Regions from separate parts of the Homo sapiens genome. Here region 1 is linked to region 2. The links are chromatin loops, found by intact Hi-C in ENCODE. Cell type or tissue: IMR-90. All regions are shown on one strand. Links, peaks and the distances in the headings refer to the core of each region. The heading gives the core; the rest is flanking DNA.

Region 1 (10,024 bases), core at 4,333-6,832, 250 kb after region 2:
ATGAGTATATCTAATTTTTATGTTATAGTAAGTCTGAAGTGATAAATAAATCAAATTGATACATTTTACTTACAAAACTGGTACCATTGTTTTGAATACAGATATTATTTTAATAGCATTTAATGAAAAATATGATTGCATTTACACAAGCTAATTTAGAAAGACTATGCTTAATCACTGAAAGGAGAAACAATGGTTTTAAGTGTTTTTCAGACCTTGAGTAATCTTAATGATATAGAGTCCCATAGATCTATCTTGATTTTAATTTACCAACTGTGAGAATGTATGACAAAAAGCACATGCTGCTTGTGCATGCTGCCAATACTTACAAATATTTTATATAAAAATTATGTTTACTATAAATGTGGGGAAGAATGCTGATTATCTTTGATTAGGACTAAATGCATATATTTTAATAATAATGAATGTAGGAGAATTGAACAGGCTTTCCTTGTAGCTAGCAGATTTTTTTCTTACAAGTTATTACATTTATTAGTGAAGTACATTAAAAACATAGGGTGTGTCAGTGTTAAACTTCAGATTCAGTTCAAAGTGAGCTAATGTGCTTTGAGTGGCAGCAGTTCTTCAAAAACTGGAATCAACTCTTAGTACAAAAAAAGATGTCAGTATAATTATTCTTTGGCCTAATTTTGGAGCTATGTTATATAACATGACAACAGAATAGCCTCAGTGTACTTGCTTCCATAATTATGATTTCTTAATATTTATTGCCATTTTGGTATTCTCAAATACCCAGCTCTTTTGTAGAAATTAGCTTTTTAATAAAGTCAGAGGAGAAGGTCAGTAATCTGTTTCAGTCAGTGCAGAATGTTTTGTTGGCTTTGTTAAATGAAAATTGATATCTACTTATCTTTCCTTGAAAGGTCATTGCCTGAACTTTTAGCTTACAGATTTAGGGGTTGTTGCTGATATTTTAATAGTATTGAGGTTCCTACAACAGTCAGCATTCATAGTTCAAAAAAGTTAGTATTGCAAAAGGAGAGTAATTAAGAATTCTTTCTTAATAAATGTTATTGCAAGTCATTAGAGTTTCATGAAAGCAGAGACATATGGAAAAATCTCCCCAGAGCAATAACAAACATTTCATATAGACAGTATGCCATTCAGGTGTTCAGCATGGAAGACATCAGAAATATTAATAGTCCAAGCACCCTAAAGTGACTTCAGACTAAAGTAAATGAATGCTTTGTTTGATGTTGAGAATAACTATGGTAGGTTTTGCTACAGGAATAACTATGGAGTGTTTTCTTTATTTCTCCTTTAATGTTTCTTTAATCTACATTTTTATTCACCCTTTTTTGTTCACTTATATTTTATACTTTTCATTACAGTTTTATACTGAGTGATGTATCAGATTAATGTGCTCTTTTCTAGATTTTTCACCTTTACAGATCTCTTTATTCTTCCCATAATGAGCAAGCATTTGCCTTAACAATATTTTAACTGAAATGGAAACTAATATCTTAAGAAGTAACTTTTTAAAAAAGCTTAGGTAGAAATCATTATTGTAAAAATGTTGTGATTCATTACAAATGTATCATTATCTCCCCAGTTTTTCCTGGGCACGTGTTGGCTTCTTGCGTCTTGATTCTAGTGACATATAAACACTTTTCTGCTTTGTATTGAGCATGTAAGACTGTCTGTCAAGAAAGCTGCCAAAGAAATGAGAATTTAAATTCTGTGAATCATCAGAGTAATTTATAAATGCATCATTAATTTAGTACCTTTAAGCATAATATGATCCCCAGATTTGGTAGCCATGATCTGAGATGGAGTCTTCACTGAGTAATTTGCCTTGTTTGGGAGTGGGGGGTGGTGAAGGAAATATACATGGTAAGATTTAGGTGAATTAGAAGTGAACTAGGCAAAGATAATTTGGTTTATGGTTTATCCTCTTAGTAAACTGCTTTGAATAATTATGATTTTGGGAGGTTCCATTACCTCTATCTAGAGATACCTCTCATTTCACTGTTCTTTTCCATCTCCCTGGACATTTTTGTTTCCCTTGCTCATACCTCCTACCCTTAAAATTTGGATGTCATTATTGCACAATAATACTTGAGTTTTGAGGTACTGTGGGTCTTAACAGAAGTTTTTTTCTTTCTTCATGTAGTGAATTTCCTATTCAAAGATTTACATTGATTTAAAAACTTTTAGCAGTCATATTTACATATTAACTTTCATCTGTCTTTGAGAAGATTGCTGTTTCTTCTTAGATTAATAACTGTTGATATGTAAACCATTTAAACCTTCCACAATTTAGTCTATTTTGAAAAATTTATTACAACTTTTAAAGTAGTAGAAGAAATGTGGACCATTGTGAAAGTTACAAAATGTCAAGTTGAGGTTGAGTATACTGGTGCAATACACCTGTAAAATTCAAGATATCTCATTTTATTTACTTTTCTTCTCCTTCACATACCTAGGTACAGAAGGTTTGGGATTCAGCATCACTTCCAGAGATGTAACAATAGGTGGCTCAGCTCCAATCTATGTGAAAAACATTCTCCCCCGGGGGGCGGCCATTCAGGATGGCCGACTTAAGGCAGGAGACAGACTTATAGAGGTAAGTGACTTCCCCAGCAGGATGTTCCCTGATTCTTGAAATGTTCCATTTCCAGGAGCCAACTTTTAAAAACATTTTCATAAAATATGAAATTCAGTTATATACATTTTAGCGGAAGTATGCGTCACAAAATGTGTTTCTGTTTTATGTTTAGATTTTCCATGTTATTTTTTATATATATTTTTTTAATTGTTAAAATTTTTGTAGAGGCAGAGTCTTGCTATGTTGCCCCAGCTGGTCTTGAATTGCTGGCCTCAGGCGATCCTCTTGCCTCCCAGTGTGCTGGGATTACAGGTGTGAGCCATCGTGCCCAGCTCTTTTTTCCATGTTATCTGATGAGAAATTATCTTTCCATTTATTTATTTATTTTTTTTTATGAGATGGAGTCTCGCTCTGTCGCCCAGGCTGGAGTGCAGTGGCACAATCTCAGCTTACTGCAGCCTCCACCTTCTGGGTTCAAGTGATTCTCCTGCCTCAGCCCCCCTGGTAGCTGGGACTACAGGCGTGCACCACCATGCCTGGCTAATTTTTGTATTTTTCATAGAGACAGGGTTTCACCACATTGGCCAGGCTGGCCTTGAACTCCTGCCTTGGCCTCCCAAAATGCTGGGATTACAGACGTTAGCCCTCATGCCCAGCCCCATTTAGTTTAGTTATAAATTTTTAGTTACTCAGACATTTGGTTTATGAGGTAACATTTTGTCATATAAAATGTCTGTAAGGTTACGTTTCTAAATGGCTTTATATTTATGTCTGGCAATGTGGAAATGTATTCAGAACAGAGACAGATGAAATAAATGAAAACAGTGTTCCTTGATAAGAGGAGCAAGGAAATCTTGAAATGGCAGCATGGAGAATAAATTGAGTCATAAGAGTCAAATGTCAGGAAAGAAAAGAAAAATCGTTTTTGAATTTTTTTTCTATGTCTTATGAGTTTGGGTTCATTGGTATTTGAAGCTGCCTTGGAAATAGATTAACATACATAATTTGTGTTTGTGTGATGGTTTGCACATAAAAGAGAAAATTGAAAAATATGTTTTAAACCATTTTTCTTAGTTTTTTTTAAAGAAAATATAGTCTGTATTTTTATTAGCAGATACTGCATTTCCTAATTAACTAGTATTCAAATATTAATGCTAAGGTAAACTTTTACCACACTATCCTTTTTTCTTATAGTTTCATATATGGTTTCTATCTCTCCAGATTGAGTTCTCCTAAAGAATTTTTGTAAAGTAGGGGAGGAGAGGGATACCGTCTGTATTTTTTTCCATGTCTACATTTGGAGCCTAGATCCCTTAAATTTTATTCCCACTGTTTTGGTCCTGTGCATGTGACAACGTATGTTAAATAGGCACTGTTAGAAGCTAAATAACAGATGTTTGAGTACAAATTATGTTAGGGTCCTGCTTCCTGAAAAAGCCACTTGTCCTGGGGTTATAAATTGAGTGGTACGTTAGCCCACGTCTGCAGTCGTAGCTTGTTTTATTTGTAAGAGTCTCTGCTGGGACTTGAATTCAGTCCTCCTGTCTTCTGAGTCCAAAAAAATATCTGTCCTTTTCTGGCTCTCTCCGTCTTTCTTTCTAAAGATAATTGCTTTATTATTGAGTCACTTTTTTCTTTTATCACATAATCGCTTTACTTTCAACATATCAGAAAAACCTTTTTATTTTAAAGCAGTGAGAAAGACCTGCAACCTGCATGTCTTTCGAGTTAGGCTTTATTTCCATAGCTGTCATCTTTGTCTTAAAATGGAAACTTCATTTTTGCATGCTTTAAGCCCAACCTTCTAGTATCTACAGTTGTAGCTATACAATATTGATACTTACGTGCATTTTCTCTGAGTGTCTAGATAATTAGAATCATACAAAGAAAAAAGGATCAAGTGACTTAATTGTCTAGATTTTTTTTCACTTTCTTTTGTTTGAGTACAAATTATGTTTAGGGTTCTGCTTCCTGAAAAGGCCGCTTGTCCTTGGGGTATAAATTGAGTGGTATATTAGCCCATGTGTGCAGTCGTAGCTTGTTTTATTTTGTAAGAGTCTCCACTGGAACTTGAATTCAGTCCTTCTGTCTGCAATTCCTTAATAGTAGTACCTTGAGGTATATGAGGTTGATTTTTTTCAGAAGGGGAAATGTTCTGAAATATATTTTAACTACAGGAAAATTTTGATACTGTAATTTAAGTTATAAACTTATTTGCCTTGGACAAAATGTCTTTTTTGTCTAAAAAGAAAAATGTAGAATACCTTTTAAAGGAAACATATGCTCTCATTTCTGTGGAGTATATAGTGCTTTCTGATAATGATGTTATACTTCCTGTTAGATAAAAGATTCCCTAAGAACAAGTTGTTTTAAATTTTTTTCCTGCTTGAATTCTCTCATAACATTGAAAAAATTTCAGCTGAAATATTGCTTCCCTGCTAAAAAATATTGTTTTGTAGTTTCTTTAATGTTTACCTTTTAGAGGTAAAGTGTTTTATTTATATTTATCAGTAAAATTTCATTTAAAGTGAAAATACTGTACCAAAATATTTTTGGTGTGTTTTTATTACCCTTTATAAGAGCAACACCTTTTTATTTTGGTGTAAGAAAACCTATGATGCACAAGGCTATCAAAATATCTCTGTTCTAAGCCAGTAAGTTTTGTGTTAACTTGACATTTTTGAAATATTTATTGCTTGGTACTTGTCAATGCCCTGGTGATTGTCACTTTGGGTTTAATGATGAACACTAAAAGATTGACCACTTCCTCTCTTCTAGATATCTGGTCTTAGTTTCTTTATTAGTCACAAAACCTTAGTGGTTCCCAGATCATGGCAGAATTGTGCATGAAATGAGTTATGTTCCATAGCAGATATGGCTAGTCCTAGAGTGTGTGTGTGTGTGTGTGTGTGTGTGTGTGTGTGTGTGTGTTTTCCTGTTGTTTCCACAGGATTACAGCTGAAAACTTTTGTTTTGTTTTAGGTAAATGGAGTAGATTTAGTGGGCAAATCCCAAGAGGAAGTTGTTTCGCTGTTGAGAAGCACCAAGATGGAAGGAACTGTGAGCCTTCTGGTCTTTCGCCAGGAAGACGCCTTCCACCCAAGGGAACTGGTGTGTAAATTTAGAGTAGATGAAAGATTTCTGATATGCAGCAGCCAGGGGTCTGGGTTAGTTGCCTGATGGCAAATGTTTATTGAGACATTTTCTGAGGAGTTTCTAGATCTTATATTTCTTTCAGCCCTCACTGAATACAAACATTCTTTTCTCTAATACTCCCTTAGTTTCAGAAATGGATATCCTCAGTAATGAATGGAGGGGTACTTAAACATCAGACTGTAGGGATATTTTCAAGGGCATCAAATGTTCATCACTGTACACCCTCAGATGGACTGACTGAATACAGAGACGCCGATTATTTCAGAACTGTCACTCCACAGACTGTCGCTGAAAGCTTGCCATCTTCCACACTGCATATGACAAATTTTCATATTTCACATTTTCATAGTACATGTCAGTAAGCCAAATAGATGCTTGCTTCCTTACTGTTGTATGAAAAGGAATACCTTTTTAAAAAAATTATTATTAAAAATAAAAAGACCTAAGTGGCAATAAGCCTCATGGCTATTAATTATACAAATATAGGTCATGTTACTTAGGATGACATAAATGAAGGAAATGAAAAGGCATTTACAACTTTTGCAACCTATCTCCTTCACTTTCCATACATACATTAATACATCTGAGTATTTACATGGTATTGGTGTGAATGAAATAAGTGTCTTAAATGTACATAGTTCTGAGTGGTTTTCTGCAAAAGTGCTAGGTTTCATTTATATATAAAAATGACATAATTGGAGGAGTTGCCTTTGTCTTTTGATGTGGTAAGAAAATTGTTTTATTTCAAGTACAAGTGGTATTTTAAATATTTCAAAACAGATTCTACTTGGATCATTTTGGAATACATCCTTTTCATCTAGCTCTTAGTGCTAAACAAAAATTAATTTGTATAATCTAGAGTGACAAGGTTTTAGAAACGAGGTTTCCAAATTTATCATATAGCCCAAATTCTCTTGTGTCTTCAAGTATGGATGTGTTATGATAAAAATAACTATATTTTATTCTCTATATAAACTATTTCTATAAATATTATAAATGAAAAAATTTTAGTCATAATATCTTATCCCCTGGTTACACACAGGTCTTAAAACTTAATGTGGATTTTGTGGAAATTTCAGACAGTGATAGGGTTGAAAAGTGAACACTTTTGTTTTAAGTAGATTTTGAATAAATTATGAAAACTTCTTTATATTTAAAAATGTTTAATGCATTATTTCTCAATTTAAATTCAGTTTTTCGTTTTCCCCCCACTGTTATCCAATTTTGTGCTTAAAATGCCACCTGATCCTAAATCTGGAGATGTCTCTATTAAATTGTAAATGAGCACTTAAAAAAAAAAAACAACTAGCTTTCCATGTGATTTGCCGAAGCTTTAATTCTTCCTCAGTGTCTCGGAGTGCACTAGTTAGCATTATTAGATTGCCAAAGCTTAGACACTGCTCTTAAGCAGCCTTTTCCAGAGTTAGTGCCAGCATATAGCCAGCTTAAGGTTATTCAGGTTCTTCTTGTCCAATTTTGATCTTCCAGGCTTCTGTTTTTCCCTTCTGCTACCTACTTTTTTTTTTTCTTGGTTATGTAATTTATTGCTTGTGAGCTTTTCATTAAGGAGTACGCCAGTAGGCCGTCAGTCTATTATGCATGTTGCAGCTGCTTCTCAAAATTTAAGAGAATAAAATCCTGAAAATTTAAAGGGAGGGGACATTTAAAAATAATCTTGAATCCAGTAGACGTAACTATTTTCCTCTGTTTGGGGTGTCTGTGTTTAAATTCTGTGTGTCTAAATCTAAATACTTTTATCAATCGGTGCCTTTTTTTAATAAATCATCCTTGTAAGTTCCTAGGTAATTAAGGCAAATCAACATTATAGGAAAAAAAAATCATGTTTATTTCCTGTGCAACATTTTAAAGTATAAAGCTGTGGTTCAGACTGTGGTTCAAACTGTTATTATCTGGTCTAGTTATCAAATGATTCTATACCTTAAAACTTTGATTTGATTGGGAAAATTTTAAAGCAAAATTAGAAACAGTGCCATGATTAGGAAAGCAGTTTGGTGAGACTTGTTTTCCTCCAGATAATAAATTCATGATGTACTGTGAATGAGCAAGTAAAAATGTATATCTAGAAAAATTTCTTAAAACACACACATAAACACACACATCAGCAAAATTTTGGAAGACAGAGCATTATGTCAGCCATCATATAATTACCCTTTATATATTTTGTGGATTTTAAGAATCAACAAAATTTTCTTTAAAATAAATCATTGTGTCCCTGTGTGTTGAAGATGGCTTTGGTCAGTCTGTATTTATGTTTTTCTTCAATTCTTCTAGAATGCAGAGCCAAGCCAGATGCAGATTCCAAAAGAAACGGTAAGAGCTTTGTCTTTTGAAGGATGCAGAGATGTTGGAAAGATACATGGAACTAACTTCTTACTAATTTAATACGAAGTTACTTGTCCTGCCTTTTCCTGGCTCGTAATATTTAATACATGGGTTTATTAAATGCCAAAGTGGTCTTATTTTAAGGTGACTTACTGTTACCACCCCAAATGGAGTATATTTTGTGATTAATTTTGGTCAGATAGACGCAAAAAAGAGAGAGACTTCCTATTCACTTGCAAAGTGAGGACCAAAGCTTAGTTGTTTGGCATATATGCAAAGTATTTCATGAGTTGTGAAATGCTAAATTATAAGTGGCCACAAAATGGAAAGAAAAGTTAAAAAACTTGATTCAATCATGGAAAAAAAGGGAGGGCTAAGAGAATACAGTAAAAAAAGTATACACAGGAAAATTAAAGTGACGTGTCAGTATTAGGCTAAGCATAGTTGTTAGAATAACTATAAAAGAGATAATTTAACAAAAGTTAAGGACTCACAGCTCACATTAAAATGCAAACATAGTTGCATCCTGTTAAGAAAACAAGTCCTGAGACAGACTGGGGATAAAAGAGTAAGCTTAGTTCCAGCAGGCAGAACTAACACAATAAAAGGAAGGATTGCTCTATCAGTCTCTGTGATGATGCGCTATATGGGAGTAAAAAGGGCATTTTATATTGACATGGTAGAAATTCTAACAATCAGGATCTTTTTTCCTTTTTACATCAAACAACATAGCACAAAAACATTCATTCTCAAACTATCGTAAATGGAAAATTTAGCAAAGTCATTTCCATAGTAGGTAATGTCAATATGTCCCTTTCCAAAAATTTTTACATTGTTGACTAAAGAAAAAATATAATGAATTTAAATAACATAATAAACAGGTTTCATTTTCTGTACAGCTTTATAAACAGGCAACTTTGAACTAATGTTATTTTTCAAATATTCCTTCGTTGTTTTTTTTTTTTTTTTTTTTTTTTTTTTTTTTTTTTTTTTTTTTTTGAGTCTAGAATCTCACCATATTTCATGGCTCACTGCAGCCTTGACCTCCTGAGCTCAAGTGATCCTCCTATAAATATTCCACAATTCTAAAAACAGGTGACAAATTACATCTTGGAGGAAAATCAGTAAACAACCTTGAGAATATTCCACATTAATAAGTGTGTGTTGTAGACAATTCCTAGCTTTAATTTTTGGCTTATAAAATAAATAGGGCAATTATATCTAATCAAAATCACACTGATATTTATGTGTTGGGGTAGGTTAGATAAGGGGAAATTGGACAAATTGATTCTAAATAATAAAATGGGGTACAATAGCAATTTATACTACTCTTTGAAAAGACAATAATTGTGGCAGAGTATATATAATATAAAGCTACAATACCTAAAACAGCATGGCATTGTTATAGGGTTAAACAAATAGATCATTTAAACAGATTAAGGGTTACAGAAACTGACATGATGTGCATAGGTATGTGCATGTGTGTTAAAGATGGCACTTCAAATTAGTAGCTTTAAAAGGATAGTTTACGTAGTGTTTATAACAATTGCCCATTTATTTAGAAAAGTTAGCTTTTTCTCACCATATCTCAAAATAAATGGAAAAGATCTATAAAACAAAATAGATCCACAGTCATTTACACACACACACACACACACACACACACACACACACACACCCCATTTGTATCTGTACCATGAAATAGTTATAGAATAAATGCAAAAGGAGGAAGTATTTACAATGTGATCCTTAGGGGAAGAGCTATTCCTTTATGGTTTAGGATAAGTATCATAGAATATTTTGGAAAACTCAATGACTTTGCACACAAACTCCATCTATTAATGTCTGAGACAATCTGAGATGGAAAATGATGCTTTAAGTAGTAAAGATAGGGATGTTCTTTCGAAACATGTAGTCAGGGCCAGGTGCAGTGGCTCACACCTGTAATCCTAGCAC
Region 2 (10,024 bases), core at 5,086-7,585:
AGGCGGATCACTTGGGGCCTGGAGTTTGAGAGCAGCCTGGGCAACATAGCAAGACCCATCTCTACAAAAAAATTAAACAGTTATCCAGGCGTGGTGGCATGCACCTGTAGCCCCAGCCACTTGGGAAGCTGAAGTGGCAGGGTTGCATGAGCCCAGGAGTTTGAGGCTGTAGTGAAATATGATTGCGCCACTGCACTCCAGCCTGGAGACCCCTTGTTTCAATAAATAAATAAATAAATAAATAAATAAATAAATAAATCTGTTTACAGAAATCACTATGTGTGTTTGCTCCTCCTAGCACAGCCTTGGAGGATAAGATGCCAGGTGCAGTGGCTCATGCCTGTAATCCCAGCACTTTGGGAGGCCAAGGTGGGAGGATCGCTTGAGCTCAGGAGTTTGAGACACCAACATGGTGAAACGCTGACTCCACAAAAAATACAAAAATTAGCCAGGCATGGTGGCTTGTGCATGTAGTCCCCAGTTACTCCAGGAGGTTGAGGTGGGAGGATCACTTGAGCCCAGGAAGCGGAGGTTGCAGTGAGCTGAGATTGTGCCACTGCACTCCAGCCTGTGTAATAGAGGAAGACCCTGTCTCCGGAAGAAAAAAAAAAAAAAAAAGAGAGAGAGGGAGGATAAGGGTGGACTAGGATGCTCTGGTCGGGACTTGTGGCCATAGTTGGTCATGGGTGTTTGGAGGTTGGGAACCTGGATGTGAAAAGCTGCATTCCTGCAGGAGGAGTCTCTGCCACATCTGGGCAGGGTGTTTTGACCATTGTTTAAACTTCCTTGAAATCAGGCAAGGCCTGGTCGTGGATGCAGAAGGGAATCTGTTTTTCCAGTTTTGGTGATCAAGGGTCCAGCTCCATGCCGAGTAAGTGCAGGCCCACAAGGAGTTGAAATGCTTTACGTTTCTAAACTCCAGGAGTACCATTGCTATGTCGGTGATTTTAGATCACTTTCTCCATTTCCTCTCTCCCTCCCTCTTCTAGTTTGATAGGCCCTAAGTTTAGGCAGCCTGTGTAGGGGCTACACGTTTTCATCAGTAATACAGGCCGTGTTTCGCTGACCACAGTTGGGGACAGCTGCATGTATTCTTTGTGTGTTTTGTTTTGTTATACATTAGATACTTAGATAAATATCTACATATATGAAATATACTTAATATCTATGCATATTCTATCTGTAATATTTGCTTATTGAATAAATTAACACTGTAGACCACTGACCTACAGAAAATGACAGATTATCCCAAAAACAGTCTTAAAATCTCCTAATAAAAGCTGCGGGTCTTGAATATTTTAGTGTTTATTGTTTTAAATAAGTCACTAAACAAAGGGTTATGACAACCAGATGAAGTGTTTTATCTCAAACATTTTAGCCACTGGGTGGTCTCTTTTTAATGGGTCTCAAATAATGCAGTGCAATATTAATTTTGATCAGTCTGTGTACATACATATGAAACTTGCAACTGAGGCCCTCTTTGTAGGTTTTCGTCTAGCAGATTGGAAGTGATCTTTCTTGAGTTTTCATTTAGCCACACTCTGAGCAGCAAAACCTATTCCCAAATCTGGATTCATTGACCTTAACGTGTGTATGTGTGTGTGTGTGCACATGCACACACATACACGTGTAGATTGAGGAAATACCCCCCTTTGTGCCTTTGGATCACTACTTTTGTACATGCAGAGCGAAAGACTTCCTTTTGTTTCTTGTCAAGGGCTATAAAGAGAGATCACATTAGTATAACCTTTGCCTCCTAAGGTGTAGATGAGTGAGTTGTGGTTGGAATTTAATTTTAACAGGTTTTATTGAACTGCTAAAAGATATTGAAAATGTTTAATATGAGAGTCCGGGGCAGTAAATCACACACAGGCTTGTTAAAATAGATGTCCACAGTGTATGGGCAGATGGAGCCTGTGTTTCTGCCCAGGGACCTTTCATTACCGCACCAATTGGGTACATTATTCTCACCTCATAACTCTGCAATATTAGATGGCTGATAGAGATCGTGGTGAAGGAAGAATTTAACACCCCTCTTTCCCCATTTTGGGGGAGGGCTTAAAGACCTATTCTTTTACCCATTTATAGGCCATTTGGCTTTTCACAGGGATTTTAAAAAATCATATTTGAAGGATGTAGGGAATTTTCATGTCACCTGCAACATTGGCTGGTGTCGTGAACCACTCCTCTCTGTAATGCGTGGAATTTTTGTTTGTTTCTTGTTCGTCATTTTTCTCTCCACTTTCTTTTTTCATTTTTAAATTTTTGGTTGTTTTCCAGTTTTTCACTGCCTCACTCTCTAAAATTATATTGCTCCAAACACAGGTGTATCTGCCTCTCTGTCCATCCTGGTCAGGCCCATCAGTGCTGCGCAGTGTGGCTGTCAAAGCTTTTTGCTTTCTGGCCTCTGTCTCTCAGGCGTGATGAAGCCACTCACTCCAGGGCAGGGCTGCCTTATCTCCCCAACGGCTAAGGCCAAGTGCAGCTCTGTTATTGGAGCACAGCCACACCCACTCGTTTCTGTACCGACTGCAGCTGCTTCTCACTGGGACAGCATTGAGCATTGGCGATTCTTGGGACAGAGGATATATTGCCTGCAAAGCCTAAAATCCATACTCTGTGGCCCTTTACAGAAGCATGTGCTGAGCCTTCACCTAAATTGTAGCAGGAATTCAATAAATGTTGACTGAATGGACGTATTAGAGATTTCCCAATCAGGTTTTACTTAATATGTACACAGAGTCACTGGTCCCTGGCATTTGACTACTTGAATACTCTGTAGTAAAGACACAGCAGAGTATGTGCTTGAGCTTATTTCTTGTGGATGGATCATCCCATCCCGTTATTACTAAATGAAAATCTTGTCTAAGCTCCTGTGCAGTATCTCTCAACAGGAAAAGGGAATAATTTGGGGAGAGAAGTTGCCAGAGTTTGGAAAGTATTCCCACGTAGCATGGGTGAACATCCTGCATTTATTGTGAATTGGTTCCTTCATCATGGCTGTGCAAATCCCAGGAGAGTGGGGCAGATTAGGGCACAACGTGTAAACTCAGCACCTCTTCTGCCTGGGCTTTAGAGCAGAAAGCAGACTCTGTCCACCAAGAGGGCTTGCAGCAACTTTGGACTCTTCATGAAGCTGATGAGGCAACCTGTGTGTACCCACCTCTGCCCATCATTTCTTCCTGGAATCAGTAATCTTCCCACATAACACTTTAAACTATTTCAGTCAGAGGGCTTATGTATGGTCTGTTAGTTTTGAAGGGACGTCATAACAAAGTACCAAGAACTGGATGGCTTGACACACAGAAACTCATTGTCTCACAGTTCTGGAGGCTGGAATTCTGGCATCAAGGCTTTGGCAGGGTCACACCCCCCTCCCCAAAGGCTCTAGAGAAGAACCTGCTCCATGCCTGTTCCTGGCTTCGGAAGCCCAGGTGTTCCTGGCCTTGCAGGTGCATCAGTCCAGCCCTGCACCTTCACCTGGCCTTCTCCCTGTGTGTCTGCACAGCATCTTCCCTTTGCGTCTTGTCTGCCTCTGTGTTCACACTTCCCCTTTTTATAAGGACGTTAGTCATCTCGGATTAGGGCTCACCCTAATGACCTCATTTTAACTTAATTAATCCAATAAAGATCCGATCTCCAAGTAAGGTCACATTCTGACATACTGGAGTTTAGGACTTCACATATTTTTTTGTCGGGAGAGGGGAACACAATTCAGTTCATAATAGATGGGCAGCTGGGCACGGTGGCTCATGCCTGTAATCCCAGCACTTCGGGAGGTCATGGCAGGAGAATTGCTTGAGCTCAGGAGTTCAAGCCTGAGCAACAAAGTGAGATCCCATCTCTGTTTAAAACAAAAATTGAAAATTATCTTGTTGTGGTGGCACATGCCTGTGGTCCCAGCTACTTGGGAGGCTAAGGCAGGAGGATCCCCTGAGCCAAGGAGGTCAAGGCTGCAGGGCTGCAGTGAGCTGTGTTTGTGCCACTGCACTCTAACCTCAGTGATAGAATAAGACCCCATCTCCAAAAAAAAAAAAAAGATGGGTATCTCAGATCAATATAATTCAAAAGAATATTTGGCTTTGAAAGTGGAGTCTTATAAAAATATAGCCAGGCGAAGATGACGTGTCATCCTCTGAGCCTAGAAAGTCTGGAACACGATCGCCTGGGCTTATGCATGTGCCTAGGTGTGGGTCGTGGTGGTTATGACATTTCACTTTGGATGTGCACATTCCATCACTCATATCTTTGGCTGCAGTTAGAAGGAAGGGAGTGTTTTTTGAAAGCTTGCCCTGAAATTATAGTATGTGCAACTGTGTTAGATTTGAGTGTCATAACCATGTTCTTCTTGTGTGTTTTGTCAGTTCCTTGGCTAATTTTCAGATGTTTGCATCCAAATATGAGTTAGGGCTCTCAAAGCAGTCAGCATTTTCTTCTTTATTTTACATTTTAGTCATAACAGATATAATATATGCCCTGTGAGTGGTTTCAGAGATTATGTAATGCCAAAATGTAGAGTTATGAGTTAATCACAGAATAATGTCCAATTACATTGTTTGTTCTCTTTGTCTTCCTTTCCATCCCTTGGCCTCCCCAAAAAGAAAGTGAAAAAGAACAAGCTGTATTCCCACACAGAGAGGGGATGAGAGTCAGAAAGAAAGAAAGAGAGAGAGAGAAACAGATAAGACACTTCACACACAGAGAGGAGGGGGGAGAGAGAAAGTGTACACACACAGGGACAGTGAGTGACTTGAAAAGGGCTGCTAGTGTACCTTCCATTCCACTCCATGAACGCGTGAGAGAATGAGCATTAAATGGAGGTGTGAGTCTGCTCTTCTCTTGGTCCCAACTCCTGGCTGTCCAGGGTCAGCATCTTGCTGCATTGAATGTAATTCCAATGTTTACAGGTCCTCCTTTCTTTTTGGGGAAGAGGGAGTGGTCTTTTATGACCCTTGAACACAAGCCAGCTACTTCATCTTTGAGGGGACCAAAACAATAGCAATCTGTTTACTACTGGGCAGTTTGAAGATATTTTGAGATAGAATATTGATTAGGCAAGGTCTCGGCATCTCTTTTGAGTTAGACTTAAGAACCTGTCCCCACATTAAGATGGGGCTCTGGTGAAGTTGACTTGTTTTTGTTTTTGTTTTGAGGTGGAGTTTCGCTCTTATTGCTCAGTCTGGAGTGCAATGGTGTGATCTCGGCTCACCTCAATCTCCGCTTCCCCAGTTCAAGCTATTCTCCTGCCTCAGCCTCCCAAGTAGCTGGGATTACAGGCATGCGCCATCACGCCTGGCTAATTTTTATTTTTAGTAGAGACAGGGTTTCTCCATGTTAGTCAGGCTGGTCTCAAACTCCCGACCTCAGGTGATCCACCTGCCTCAGCCTCCCAAAGTGCTGGGATTACAGGCGTGAGCCACCGCGCCTGGCCTTGAAGTTGACTTTTCATCTTACTTTGAATCCCTTCAATTCCTTTGTTTTCAAGTCGAAAACCCTCCACTCAGGCCTCATTAACAGGAAATGACCGAGCTTGTACTTTTCTAGCTACGTTGTGTCAACTTGAGTGCATGGACTAAAACCACCTGTGTGTGGAGTCCCCAAGCCCACCACCAGCGCAGGCACCTGCTGTGCTTCTGCACCTGGAGATGGGCTTTCCCTGAGTTGGGTCTCACCAGCAGCCCAGATTTACACCAAGAAATTTGCCAGGTTCATAGTTGGTGCTCAGTAAGTGTATTGTTTAAGCTCCTTTCTGATTTCACAAAGTAATTGCTGCCGACTGTACTCATAGGAGTTCCAGGAGCCTCCATGAGAACTGTAAAGTCTTAACTTGCTTAGAAAGCACATTTTAAAGCTTTTCCTGCTGCAGTCAGAACCTGAAAGAATAGGCTGTGGCCTCAGAATCTACAGGCACACTCAGTTTTTGACTCTGTCTTATAGATCCTTGACAACATTGGGGACTGTTAACATGGTTTTTATGCCCCCAAATCAGTTATATGGAAGAAGGTCCCTGTGGAAGCTGAGCAGTTGAGCTTGTCCAGGGCTGAGGGCTCCGTGAGAGGTCACCTTTCTTAGCTCTTGTATGTCTTTGCAGCCCAGGGCTCAGAGCTGTTGACATGTGCTTGTTGAGGTCTGGTGACCCATACCCCTGGCCTGAGCCCTGAGAAGCCGGTTCCCCAGCAGTGTGACCTGGGTTGCATGGGAGGCTTTCTCAGAGCTTGTCTGGGGCCTTGTCTTGCTGCAGTGGGACGTGGGCCCTGGAGGACGCAGCCCCGACAGCCCTCACCTGGTTGACATCAGAGCGGGCTGAGCAGCTGGCACTGTGGGGTTTCTTGGGGATCTGCGTTGCAGAGGGGCCTGTGCAGGGCACAGTGTCAGCCTCCTGTCCTCTCCACCATCATCCTCCTGTCTGTAGGGAGGCCCAGAGGAGCCAGTTGAATGAAGGCCTGTCCTCCTCCTGGTGGCTTCTGGGCTCAGTGCCTGACATTGGGTCTTACTGGCTACATCAGCCGCTGAGTGCACCAAGGATCTGTGACATCTCAGAGGCCTCACCCGACCCTGAAGTGACACGGCTCACTGTTTCTGCTCTGGGTACATGAACAGGGACTGTTTATTCTGATTCTGTGGCTTTGAGCAGAAATCGATTTGTCTGAAAAGACTGCCCTTAGTCACAACAGATCCTTTTCGTTGTGGTTTTTTTTACCTAGTTTTCTTTCAATAAGTTCTTTCCTCACAGCTGTGGGATGAGGGTCAAAACATCATGCTTGATAGGTCAAAGCTGCTGCTTCTATTCCAACTGCTACCTTCCCAGCAGAAAGGGCCGTTTAACTTGTTACACACCTTTTCCTGCTTAGAACAAGGTCACAGATATTAGCGTGGGAGACGCATGCAGTCATGAAACGCAGTTCTTCACTGAAGGATTCTAGAGTCTCCTTGGCAGATAATGGGAAACATCAACAAAAAACCATGTGGAATAGGAGCCGTGTGCACACAATCACGTGTTGTTCCTAGAGACCAGGCAGCTGGTGCCTGGGACCAGCAGAGCAAGGACAGCTGCATGCGCGCTGACTTTTTTTTTTTTTTTTGAGACGGAGTCTTGCTCTGTGGCCCAGGCTGGAGTGCAGTGGTAGATCTCAGCTCACTGCAACCTCTGCCTCCCAGATTCAAGTGATTCTCCTGCCTCAGCCTCCCAAGTAGGTGGGACTACAGGTGCGCGCCACCATGCTTGGCTAATTTTTTGTATTTTTAGTAGAGTCAGGGTTTCACCGTGTTAGCCAGGATGGTTTCGATCTCCTGACCTCGTGATCCGCCCCACTTCGTCCTCCCAAAGTGCTGGGATTACAGGCATGAGCCCCTGCACCTGGCCCTGCACTGACATTGTTAAACAGGTCTGTCTGGAGTGGGTGGAGCTGGGGTTTAGGGGGTTCAAGAGTGGATTGGTTTGTTACTTTTGCTGAGATGTACCTAGTTAAAGCTTTTTCAACTCTTCTTGGTTAACTATAGGAAGTCTCTCTTAGTCTTCCTTTCAGTCACTTGTTTTATTAAGACAGTAAAACACTCTGATCCAGAGGTTTTAAATAGAGATGCTTTGTTTTCAATTAAAGTTGAAGATTTAAGTTATTTAAAACTGAACGTAATTATTGAAGGGAAGGAGAGTTTGAGGGCCTATTCAAAGATTCGTAGAAAATTCCCATTTTGGTGTAGTAGTACCATTAAATAATGCATATCTAATGTGCATAAATACTTGTCTGCAGAAATCATGTCTGCTATAAATAGGTGTCAGACATGGAGAAATGCAGGTCCTTCATGGGTGGGAACAGCCTTCGGTGGTGTTCCTGGGCTTCTCTTGTATGTGTTAATGACACAGCCGTGAAAGTATCATTTTTCACTTTCGACTGTCGAAGCCCAGCTTATATTCCCATATGCTTTTGTGTGTCTTTGTAGAGCACTCTTAGGGTGGATTTTTGCAATTTCATCACTTTTCTTACTCTGCCTTCAGGGGCCAGAAACACTGAAGTTTCACATGTGACCTGTACACTCTTACAGCTCTTATACATGGCTGAGGGGCCAGGAGAGGAAAACACCACAGTCCATTTGTCAGGAAAAAAAGACACACATGGGGAAAAAGGTCCTGAAAAGACCCACTTTACACTCTTCATAGTGATTACTTCAGGAGGATTATAAGAAATAATATTAATATGGAATATGGCCTGTGTACTAAAAAAAAAAAAAAAAAAGAAAAAAAGAAAACCAACTCAGGCAATGTAAGTCATTGAACAGTTTGATTCCTGTAGACACCTCTATTACTGTTCGGCCTTAGATTTTCTCCTAACAAAATTATCTTGTTTTCCCAAAAGCTTCTTGTTTTTGTGAAGAAACTGAAAATGACTGGCTGAAGTTTGTCCAAGAAATTCATTCAACCGTAATTTATTCAGTGTTTCCATGTAGCCTGATGGGGCCTAACTGGAATTGATAATCTTGCTTACAAATACAAACTCATTTTTATCACTGAAATGACTTTCTCCCCCAACCATCAAGGAGGGAATAACTTCTCTTGTGACAAATATTTTTGAACCTGTGCTTTTCTAACAATTGAAATGGCCAGCTTTTTAGATGAAAGTTCTAATGTATTATTTTTAGAAATTTCAGAGAAGGAAACAAATAATTTGCTTATCTGATGTCCCTTTGTATGTTAATTTATGGTATCTTGAGGCTTTGAGTTTTAATTTAAACCAGCTTCAGTCTGAAAATTCAGAATTAATATTTATATCAAATACATGCAAAATGTATAAATCTGAACAAATTCGTTTCTTCAGAATAAATGATGATCTTGGACTTATGTTCCTGGAATGTTTTCCAAATTGAGTTTTATAATTATCTTTTTTTCTGCATATTTCTAATAGATGTGTAATATTGCCCTGTTTAAGGAATTCTATTCTTTAACAAGGAATGTTGTCAGATGTAATATAAGCTTGATTTAAGTAAAATAATGTAATCGATGGCAGGTATAGGAATGGCCACCTTTATGAGTGCTGGTTCTTCTACTGAATTTTAAGATATGTGAAAACTAAATAATGATTAAATAAATGATTGATAGTCACGTATTGATTGATAACTCTTTTTCTTCAACTTACATGGACTGTTACAACCTCTGAGCACCATGGTTTGGGAATTTACTTTATCAAAATACATTTTATGTGAAATAATGTTTGGATACACAATCTTTTTTCAGTTTTGGTACTATGAAGTTGGTTTAATAAGAAAAGAATCTGACATTTAAAAAATTGTAAAATCTGCACATGATGTAATTGCATTTGTGTTTATTGAAGTAGTTTGTTATAAAAACTTGTAGAGAACAATAACAATATCCATGCTCCTTTAGAAAGTGTAGTGTGTAAATAATCAGTGTAGTGATTTTTTTAAAAGGTGTCAAGGTAGCAGTGCTCTTTCTTTCAGTTTGTGCAGTAAACTGTGGGGTTTGGGTTCTGTCTTAGGGGTTTCCAGGCGTGTTCTTGAAATGCTAGGAATGTACAAATACGTCATGTTCCAGTGTTAAAAGTTGGAAACTAGGCCGGGCGCGGTGGCTTGCCTGTACAACCGGCACCTTGGGAGGCCGAGCGTGGGTGGATCACTTGAGGTCAGGAGTTTGAGACCAGCCTGGCCAATGTGGCAAAACCCTGTCTCTACTAAAAATACAAAAATTAGCCGGGCGTGGTGGCACATACCTGTAATCCCAGCTAATCAGAAGGCTGAAACACGAGAGCCACTTAAACCTGGGAGGTGGAGTTTCAGTGAGCCTGGGTGACAGAGACTCTTCCCTCCCCTCAAAGAAACCCCCAAAACAACAACAAAAAAAACCCCCAAAAAAACAAAAACAAAAAACAAACAACAAAAAAAGTGGAAACTACTGATTCTTTCATGTGTCCTGCCAGATGAAATCTTTTTCTGCGCAAACCTTAGACTAGAGCTGGCATCTCCTGCCATCTCTGTTCAAAGGTTTCTCCAATGTACTGTTACTGGGGAAGGT

Evidence for each region. Hi-C counts contacts between places; a loop is a spot of excess contacts. Peaks named below come from ENCODE experiments on the same cell type or tissue, not always from the same donor. Only the 100,000 strongest peaks of a DNase experiment are listed, where the experiment ranks them.
Region 1: it touches region 2 in a loop (2.8-fold over the local background); 4 of 110 quality-filtered maps call a loop at or near these places.

Annotation. Positions count from the first base shown.
Region 1 is chr10:34,370,530-34,380,553 of GRCh38, reverse strand. It overlaps PARD3 (par-3 family cell polarity regulator), which reads left to right. Exons shown (of 25, transcript NM_001184785.2): 10 at 2,448-2,587; 11 at 5,552-5,680; 12 at 8,018-8,056. Among named protein-coding and RNA genes, the nearest start is that of PARD3, 440 kb to the left of the region's middle. In IMR-90, for the core only: no CTCF peak of the experiment used is centred there; no DNase peak of the experiment used is centred there.
Region 2 is chr10:34,621,038-34,631,061 of GRCh38, reverse strand. All of the region lies in intron 2 of PARD3 (par-3 family cell polarity regulator), which reads left to right. Among named protein-coding and RNA genes, the nearest start is that of PARD3, 190 kb to the left of the region's middle. In IMR-90, for the core only: no CTCF peak of the experiment used is centred there; no DNase peak of the experiment used is centred there.